2 separate regions of the Homo sapiens genome follow, and region 2 is linked to region 1. Evidence: read pairs that join two places in POLR2A ChIA-PET (ENCODE). Cell type or tissue: HepG2. All regions are shown on one strand.

Region 1 (5,000 bases):
GAGACCCCTGTCTCTACAAAACATTTAGGAATTAGATGGATGTGGCAGTGTGCACTTGTAGTCCCAGGTACTCGGAAGGATGAGCTGGGAGAATTGTTTGAGCCCCAGGAGGTCAAGGCTGCAATGACTGTGATTGCACCACTGCATTCCAGCCTGGGTGACAGAGTGAGACTTTGTCTCCAATAAATATATAAATAAATAAAAATTAAAAATAAAATGCAGGCTGGGCGGACACTCCGTGGGTGGAGCTGGACAATGGCCTAGTGAGTGACAGACAGAGAGTAATGGGAGGCAAGACTGGGGAGAAAAGTAGGGGCTTGACTGGGAGCCTTGAAGGCCAGGGTAATTATTTTGGACTTTTTCCAAAAAACGTGGGAGGTCATTGGGAGGGCTTTATGCAGGAAAATGATATAACCTTTTTTTTTTTTTTTTTTTTTTAAGATCACTCTGGTCGCTGTGAGGGGAAGGGATTGAGAGGGAGGAGGGTGTCTGAGGGATGAGTTGGAAAGTTGTTGCAAATGTCTGGGTAAGCGATAGTTCGGCTTGGGCTGGGTTGATGGCAGTAGAGGTGGGGAGACATAGACACGCTTAAGAAATAAGAGTAGAATTCATGGAATATGGTGATCATTGGATTGTGAGGGGCCAAAGGGGAGGACACATAATGGATGACTCCCCAGAGTCCACCACCAGCAACTGGGTGGGTGGTAATGACCTTCAAGGAGATAAACAACAGAGAGAATGGGGATGAGCAGGTTCCAGGGGCAAGAAACATCATGCATTCATTTTTGGATGCAGGGAGAGATGACACAGCGGGAACTGTGGAATGGACAATTGCATAATATATGGGAATACGGGTCTGGAGAGAAGGCCCAGGCTGGAGCTCTACACTGAGAATGGTTGGCCTATGTGGTTGATCATAAATAAAGCCATAGGAGTGGGTGAGATTGCCTATAAAGAGAGAAACGTGCGAGTAGGGAAGGAGGTCTGGGCTCCCCTGGAATGGTTGAATGGAGGGCAGGGAGCAGCAGGGAGGCTGGGAGGTTGGAGGGGAATCAGCGGGGCACAAATAACTAAAGGCCAAGTGGATGGCGGAGAGCGTCACTTATGTGATTGCCAGGCGCTCAGAAGAGAGAAAGATCTCTGTGGCCTGGCCAGGCTAGGAGGCAACTGGTGAAAATAACTGGGCCTGGGTAGATAAATAGGACTAAGTTAGGCAGAGCAATTCCAGGGGAGAAAAGAAAAGGAGGAAGGGATAAGAGAAGGGAAGGAATGAGATGTGTCGGGAGCCATTAATCATGTACGGATCATTGGGATTCAAATAGAAGTATGTATTATGGGACCATGTAAATGGTCCCTTTTGGGACTGACTTTCTTTAGTCTTCATCTTGCTTGTCTATTTCCCATCCCTCTGACTTTACTTTGGTCCAGCCTCTGTGGGAGGGCAAGCACAGCACTGGGCAGCTTTACCCCTTGCCTTGCTGCCCCACAGACGTGTATTGCAATCCAAGCTTTTGCAGTATTTGCGGCCGACATGACTCAAGGTGAACATTGAGGACAGGGAGCTTTGCGATGCAGCAGAGTGCGTTCATTTTAATGTTGAATGGAGTGCTTGTTTCCTTCTCTCTCTGACTTACTCACCTCAAAGAGCCCAGCTGCAGTGTAATCGACATTCCATTTCTTTCCCAGTGCTCTCTTACAAGAGAAGCACAAATAAGCTTTTGCCTAAAAGGCAAGATGCTAGTGTTATCTTTCCTGAGTGGGCTCATAAATGCAGATTCTTTGGAGAGAGGTGTGTATAATCAGTTCACGAGCCAGCATTTTGCATGTGCAACGAACAGATGTGACTGCATTATTCAGTTTCCCAATTTGACTTCCCTACTCGAATATACTTAAGAAAATGTGATGTCGATGAACACATCCCTCCAAGTGAAAATAATCCACCGACAACAGAATTGGCAACCAGATTTGGACATGCCAAGAGGAGTTTCAAATGTTCCAGTTAACCACTTGTCACGTTGGATGCTTGTTGAATTCTCTGCCCAAAATGTTACCATGTATTGTGGCACTTCAAGTTTTCTTACTAAAGATGAAATAATTTCTAATTATATTGCTTGTGAAACTATATTACTTTTGAAACATATCACACTATAGTAGAAACATGTTTGTTTAACTCTGCCCTTTATTTTCCCTTTTTAATTTTCACATTGTGAAAGGTGACATTCATACTAAAAAGTGCGTGAAATGTAGATGTATATAGAACGGTTAAATCAGTGAACGTGTGTGTACCCACCACCTGGAGTAAGAAGTAGACTATTGCTGGCACCTGGAACTCCAGGGTGCCCTTCCTCTTTCCTGGGATTATCACAGCCTCACTTTTGTGATAATGATTTTATTGTTTTGTTTCCTTTTGTGATAATGATTTTATTGTTTTGTTTCCTTTTGGTTTTTTTTTTTTTTTTTTTGAGACGGAGTCTCACCCTATTGCCCAGGCTGGAGTGCAGTGTCGCGATCTCAGATCACTGCAACCTCTGCCTCCCGGGTTCAAGGGATTCTTGTGCCTCAGCCTCCCAAGTAGCTGGGATTACAGGCATGCGCCACCATGCCCAGCTAATTTTTGTATTTTTAGTAGAGACCGGGTTTCACCATGTTGGCCAGGCTGGTCTCGAACTCCTGACCTCAATTGATCAGCCTGCCTCAGCCTCCCAAAGTGCTGGGATTACAGGTGTTTATCCATTGTTTGTATCATACTATACCTTTTTTTGTGTCTTTGTGCAAACGAAAAATGCATGAGTGCTTCCTTAAATGTTGCTCCCTAGATGCCTCGCTGCCTCACGCTGGCCCCAGCTCTGTTCTTTTGTGTGTGTAGCTTTGGCTTATCTTTCTTACGGTTGTACGACAGTCCATTAGCAAGACTATAACCCAGTTCATTTCTGCATCGTACTGGCAGACATTTGGGCTGTTTCTGGCTGCGATGATTTCAAGGCTCACATACATGTCTCCTGGAATACATATGCATGGACTCTGTTGCATATACAGCAAAGAGTGTTTCCCTGTTGTTTTTCAAAAGTGATATTCTAAATTCCTTCTGGATCGTTAATGATAAAACCTGGCAATCCAATGCAAACATTTTATTGTAAACCTTAGTATTCTAGACATAATGGGAAATGTTCATTTTATTATCTATCAATTTTAGACACACACTCACACACATTCCCTAAAAGTAGGGTCAAATACTTTTGCAGGTAAGATTAGCATTCAGGACAGAATGCTTCATTTGGAAACATTGACCAGCTGTTCTTCCTATCCCACCACCCCATAAGTTTTAGATTTCTAGGTCTTTCAAAGGGAAATAAAAGTGAATCATGCAAGATAATTTTAAATTGATTAGTCAGAGGCAGACATCTTTCCAGGATTTTTGTTTTCATGAGCCCCAGTTTACCCCGCTTTGGTGAAGAGAATATGAATTATGGTCTGTATATAGCTGAGCCTAAGTGCAAGTTAGGTTAGCTTGTTTAATGTGCATAACATGTTCCTCCTCTCTGAATTATGTAAAACACATATCTAACTGATTACCATATTTAGCGTCCATTGTCACCATGTGCTTTGTGATGGAATTTGCTGGTCAAAACATTATTATTTCACTTATTGGACAGTTTGAAATTTGACATCTAACTCTCTCAGTTAGTTCAGGCTTCTATAGCAAATTACCATAGTCTGGATGGCTTAAACAAGAAACATTTATTTCTCACAGTTCTGGAAGCTGAGAAGTCCAAGATAAAGGTGCCAGCAGATCTGGTAGTCTACTTCCAGGTGAGGGTCAACTTCCTGGTTTGCATATAGTTGCCTTCTCATATCCGCACATGGCAGAGAGTTCTGATCCTTTATCCCCTATAAGGGCACTAATCCCACTTATGAGGGCTCCACCCTCATGACCTGATCACCTCCCAAAGGCCCCACCTCCAAACACCATCACATTGGGGATTAGATTTCAGCATATGAATTTTGGGGTGACTCAAACATTCAGTCCATAGCAAATGCTTTGAGACATTCCAAGTTTTTAAAATTAGCTTTTGTTGCAAGCATTAGTAAGATATAATAATTATGTTTATTTAATTTGTAATTCCATTATTAAAATGACCACATGTCTAGCTTTCACTGTTATCACAAGTAGTTTTAGTAGAATTCTACTTGTAAGTGTTTGGTTCTGTGAAATCGTTATATGATTTGTATAAATATTAGAATAATTATAATTTTTCTTCTTTTAAGAACTGTATTGTCTTAAAGGATGTGTATTTGGTATACACAACTAGTGGTGATTAATTAGAATCTTGCTTTATTGAAGCACTAGTTACCTAATAAAAAAGTATCTTTCTAGCATGGTTCAAAAATGGGTCATAATAAACTAGCAAGGACATGTGGGAAACTTAATTATAAAAGACATTGTAAATTAGAACAACAGATCTAAAATGGCTCTTGCATTTGTACTTATTTGCATATATTAACATTTAACCAGAGATAAAATTGGGACATTTTTGGTTGTACTGATACTGGAAAATAGTTATATCATATCGTTTTTAAAAGCTCAGTTTATGAGAGTGAAACATACCCCCCTTAAATCTAAACTTTATTTAAGCTTTGTGTGAGATTCTTTATGTAATTTTGGCTTCTAAATAAGGCAGCCATTCCAGATAAGGAGTAAGATTCATTTATTCTTTACACTGGGTCTTCATTAAATCTCATCTGATCTTTCGCTTTGATGTTTTAGACTTTATTTCACATTTCACGAAGATTTTTTCCTGGGTTGGGCGAAGTAGTAGGTCATCTGTGTTTTCTGAACAAAATGTCATTCTGAATAGAAAACAGGAAGCAAACACAGCATTAAGTTTTAGGTGGAGCTTATTGAAGTGTTTCATTCTTTATCAAATTTCACTCAATTTGTGTAAGGCATGTGATGTCTTTTTTTAAGTTAGATTCTTATGTTCGCAAATATTTTTGTAACT
Region 2 (5,000 bases), 55 kb before region 1:
TGCATATCCCCAGGATGGTAGGGGCTGCTGGGATCTGGTAGTAGTGTTCTGTTGCTTGGTCTCATAAGCATTACTTTGAGAAAATTCAGGGAGCTATGCTGTATGTATCTGACTCTTCAATAAAATTTATCAAAACCGAACACCACTTATGTGCATTTATATGTTACGTGTACACAGAACTCTGTTTATTTGGCAAAGCAGTATTTTGGTTTTATCTCTAGGCTTTTACCATTTTTCATTTAAAAATATATCATTGTGTTTCTGTTCCTAGTCAGCATTTTTACTTACCTTTCCTATATATTGGCTATTAAGTTAGCTGTCTTAGATTCCTGTTCTGTGTGTATTTAGCCCCATGTCAGTCTCTTGATTCTTTTGTCTTTCCCCACCTCTGTCTTCTCTGAACTATTCATAACATGTAATTTAACATATGTGTTAGAGACTATTTAGTAGTTTTAAAGTAGTTTATTTTACTGTTACTAGTTTTAAAAGTATGTGAGCTTATTTTTAATAGACTTTTATGACAGTCTGTCCTCAATTCTAGTCCCTGCTTACAAAGCTATAAATTGTTATGGCTAGACCTCCACTGATTTTCCTCCTTTTCTAAGACAGTGACCCCTAAAAGAGCAAATTCTTTTCCTACTCAAGGTGTAAAACAATTGTAAGATCCTTTTTAAAGGAGAGTCCACAAGCTTCCATTGTTTTCCTGATGAGAACATTACGTTTAATCAGTTGACCTGAAAACCTTATTTTACTTCCTGTTTATGTAACTTTATATTCTTTTTGACAGCATGATTCTGGAACAGAGTGCACACCAGGAGAATCTAAGAATTTGGGTCAAAAAGAAAATGGCAATTACATCATGTATGCAAGAGCAACATCTGGGGACAAACTTAACAACAATAAATTCTCACTCTGTAGTATTAGAAATATAAGCCAAGTTCTTGAGAAGAAGAGAAACAACTGTTTTGTTGGTATGTATATTTTCCTAACGTTTTGTTATGAACATTTTCAAACATTCAGACAACTTGAAAGAATTCTATAGTGATTACTGACATACCCACCACCTGCATTTTACTATTGCTAACACTTTGCTGTATTCCCTTTATCTCGTTATTTCTTAATCTTGCCATCTCTCAATTCATGTTTTATTGCAATTTAAAGTAAGTTGCAGCCATCAGTATACTTCACACCTAAACATTTTAGTCTGCAAATCATTAACTAGAGTTCAATATTGTTTATAGTTCTTTTTCTGTTTTCTGCATAAGTGAAATGCACAAATTTTAAGTGCATCATTTGATGAGTTTTGACAGATGCATTTACCTTTGTAAACTACCTATCAAGATACAGGACATTTCTGTCACCCCGGAACTTTCTTTTATCACCCTTCCCAATCAGGCTCTGTCCCAACACACCCTCAGAGGCAACCACTATCTGATTTATTTCACTCTACATTGGCTTTGTCTTCATATAAGTGAAAGTATACAGTTTATACCCTTCTGTGGAAGGCTGTTTAACTCAGTATACAGCTTTGAGATTCATCTTTAGTATTATACTCCTTTTTATTGCTGAGTACTATTACGTTGTATGAATATGTCCTAGTTTGTACATCTACTCTCCTATCATGAATACCTTGGATTTGGGCTAATGTGAATAAAGTTACTATGAAATTATTTCTTATTTTAGTAAAATATATATAGCATAAAGTGTGCCATTTTAAACTGATTTTAAATGTACAGTTCTGTGACATTAATTATAGGTACAATGTTGAATGTGAATGTAATCAATTACATTCACTCTTCATTTGCAAACTTTTTCATCATCCCAATGGAAATTCTATAACCATTAAGCAGTAATGCTCTGTCTTCCCCTCAGCCCCTGGTAACCTCTAATCCACTTTCTGTCTTTATGAATTGGCCTATTCTGGGTATCTCATGTAAGTGGGGACATACAATATTTGTTCTTTCGTGCCTGGCTTATTTCACTTAGCATAATATTTTCAAGGTTTATCTGTGTTGTAGCATGTATCAGAGTTCCATTCCTTTTCACGGCTGAATAATACTCCATTGTATGTATAGACCAGATTTTGTTCTTCCAGTCATCTGTTATGTCTTTCTTGCGGCATTGAACATACTCTAAATATTTACTTTGTATTAGGGTTTTTTTGTGTGTGTGTGTCCTTGTCCTATTTCACAAGACCATAGGTTTCTTTAGGGGAAACACTGAGGCCTATTCATCTTTGTACATTAAGAGCACTGAAAGAGGGGTTAAACATGTGACAGCAAAGGAGAAAGAATTCAGGAAGATTTCCAGATAAGCATGGGATTTTGTTTTTAATTGAAATTTTATTGAGATAATTAATAGATTCACATACAGTTCATAAGAAGTAATAGATTCCCTGTACCCTTCACTCAGTTCCCTCCGATGGTAATGCCTTGCAAGACTGTAGTACAATATCATGACCAGGATGTTGATATTGAGAAAATCCATAGATACTATTCCAATTTCCCTAGTTTTTTTTTTTGTTCTCATTTCTCTTTGTATGTATTTAGCTCTATACAATTTTATTACATGCGTAGATTTATGTATCCACCATCACAATCAAGAATCAGAACAGTTCTGTCATTACAAGGATCCCTCATTGTTTTATAACCATGCTTACCTCCCTTCTGTTGTCCCTTCCTCCCCCCTGCTACCCTGTTCTCCATATGTAAAATTTTGTCACTTCTAAAAAAGTTATATAAATAAAATCAGACAGCATACAACCTTTTGGAATTGCCTTTTCTCACTCAACATAATTCCCTGGGGATTCATCTAAATTATTGCCTTTATCAATAGTTCGTTCTTTTTTATTTCTGAGTAGTATTCCATGGTATGTATGTACTGCAATTTGTTTAACCATCCATTTGAAAGACATCTGGGCTGTTTCCAGTGTTTGGCTATTATGAATAAAGCAGCTGTAAACATTCATGTACAGGTTTTTTGTATAAACATATAAGTTTTTACTTTGAGATAAATGCTCCCAAATCGAATTGATGGACCATATAGCAATTGCTTGTTTTGCTTTGTACAAAACTGCCAAACTCTTTTCCAGGGTGGCCATACTATTTTATGTTCTCACCAGCACTGCACAAATGATCCAGTTTCTCTGCATGTTCACAACCATTTGGAGTTTTCACAGTTTTTTATTTTAGCTGTTCTGATGGGCGTGCTGTGATATCTCATGGTTTTAATTTGCATTTCTCTGGTGGCTAATGATGCTGAACATCTTTTCATGTACTTATTGGCCATTTATAAATCATCTTTGATGAAATGTCTGTCCATGTTTTTTGGTCATTTTAGTGATCATTAGTGGGACTTTTTTCTTTTCTTTGGAGTATTGAGAATTCTTTATATAGTCTAGATACTAGTCCTAGATACTGGTTTGCAAATATTTTCTCCCAGTCTGTAGCTTGTCTTTTCGCCCTTTTCACAGTTCTTTCGTGGAGCAAAAGTTTCACATTTTGATGAGGTCCAGTTAATCAGTTTTTTATTGTATTGATTGGCATTATCTTTTTCTTTTAAAAGGGCAGATTGAAATTACATCTTCAATCTTCAAAAACTGATGTTATCATTTTTGTTATTGTTATTGTCAGTGGTTGTTTTTCTAATGCTTCTTAATGTACAGGTACATTAAGATTCTTCATTTGTAAACTGGGTTTTCACAGTAAACCTTCTGAAATAAGTTGACTTTTAAAAATGTACATATTGCTTTGTAGGTATTAACAGGAAAGAAAATTTTTTCTTAAATTATAACAAAATGTGTACCTATTATAATTTTTGCATTTAAACAGTATTTTTAGGCCAGACAGAGTGGCTCATGCCTGTAATCGCAGCACTTTGGGAGGCCAAGACAGGGAGATTGCTTGAGGCCAGGAGTTCGAAACCAGCCTGGCCAATGTAGCGAAACCCTGTCTCTACAAAAAATTAAAAAATCAGTGAGGCATGGTGGCGTGCGCCTGTAGTCCCAGCTACTTGGGAGGCTGAGGCACAAGAAATTGCTTGAACCCAGGAGTTGGAGGTTGCAGTGAGCCAAGATCGTGCCACTGCACTTTAACCTGGGCAACAGAGCGAGACTCTGTCTCAGACAAACAAACAAACAGTACCTCATTGTTGTTTAAACTGTTAGCAAATAACTAACTTGAAGTACTAATTTTATATGAAATAAAAATTAATATGTAGTAAATAATGTATGTAACATTTTCTGACTTCGTTATTTGTTTTCTTATAAATTACGTGTCATGTGAATTATAAAATTATTACTAGACTTGTAAAAATCATTATTCACCTAGTATATATGTGCAGATGCATGTTTCTAGTTTTTTTTGTTTTTGTTTTTGCTTTTTTTTTGAGACAGAGTCTCGCTCTGTCACCAGGCTGGAGTGCAGTGGCACGATCTCGGCTCACTGCAACCTCTCCCTCCCAGGTTCAAGCGATTCTCATGCCTCAGCCTCCCAAGTAGCTGGGGCTGCAGGAGTGCGCCACCACGCCTAGCTGGTTTTTTTGTATTTTTAGGAGAGACGGGGTTTTACCATGTTGGCCAGGATGGTCTCAATCTCTTGACCTTGTTATCCACCTGCCTCGGCCTCCCAAAGTGCTGGCATTTACAGGCGTGAGCCACCTCGCCTGGCCCCCCCTTTTTTTTTTTTTTTAAATTTCACTTTAAGTTCCGGGATACAAGTGCAGAATGTGTAGGTTCATTACATAGGTGTACGTGTGCCATGGTGGTTTACTGCACCTATCAACCCATCATCTAGGTTTTAAGCCCCACATGCATTAGCTGTTTGTCCTAATGCGCTCCCTCCCCTCACCTTCTACCCCTGGACTGGCCCTGGTGTGTGTTGTTCCCCTCCCTGTGTGCATGTGCTCTCATTGTTCAACTCCCACTTATGAGTGAGAACATGTGGTGTTTGGTTTTCTGTTCCTGTGTTAGTTTTCTGGGTATGATGGCTTCTAGCTTCATC

The links. Peaks named below come from ENCODE experiments on the same cell type or tissue, not always from the same donor. Only the 100,000 strongest peaks of a DNase experiment are listed, where the experiment ranks them.
Region 2: POLR2A ChIA-PET joins it to region 1 with 5 read pairs; 5 of 35 experiments call an interaction of 5 or more read pairs at or near these places.

The regions. Positions count from the first base shown.
Region 1 is chr15:58,568,564-58,573,563 of GRCh38, reverse strand. LIPC (lipase C, hepatic type) reads right to left here. Exons shown (of 9, transcript NM_000236.3): 9 at 3,720-4,848. The coding sequence ends at 4,737. Among named protein-coding and RNA genes, the nearest start is that of LIPC-AS1, 72 kb to the right of the region's middle. In HepG2, no CTCF peak of the experiment used is centred here; a DNase peak (open chromatin) is centred at 133.
Region 2 is chr15:58,623,671-58,628,670 of GRCh38, reverse strand. ADAM10 (ADAM metallopeptidase domain 10) reads left to right here. Exons shown (of 16, transcript NM_001110.4): 10 at 788-971. Among named protein-coding and RNA genes, the nearest start is that of ADAM10, 120 kb to the left of the region's middle. In HepG2, no CTCF peak of the experiment used is centred here; a DNase peak (open chromatin) is centred at 2,170.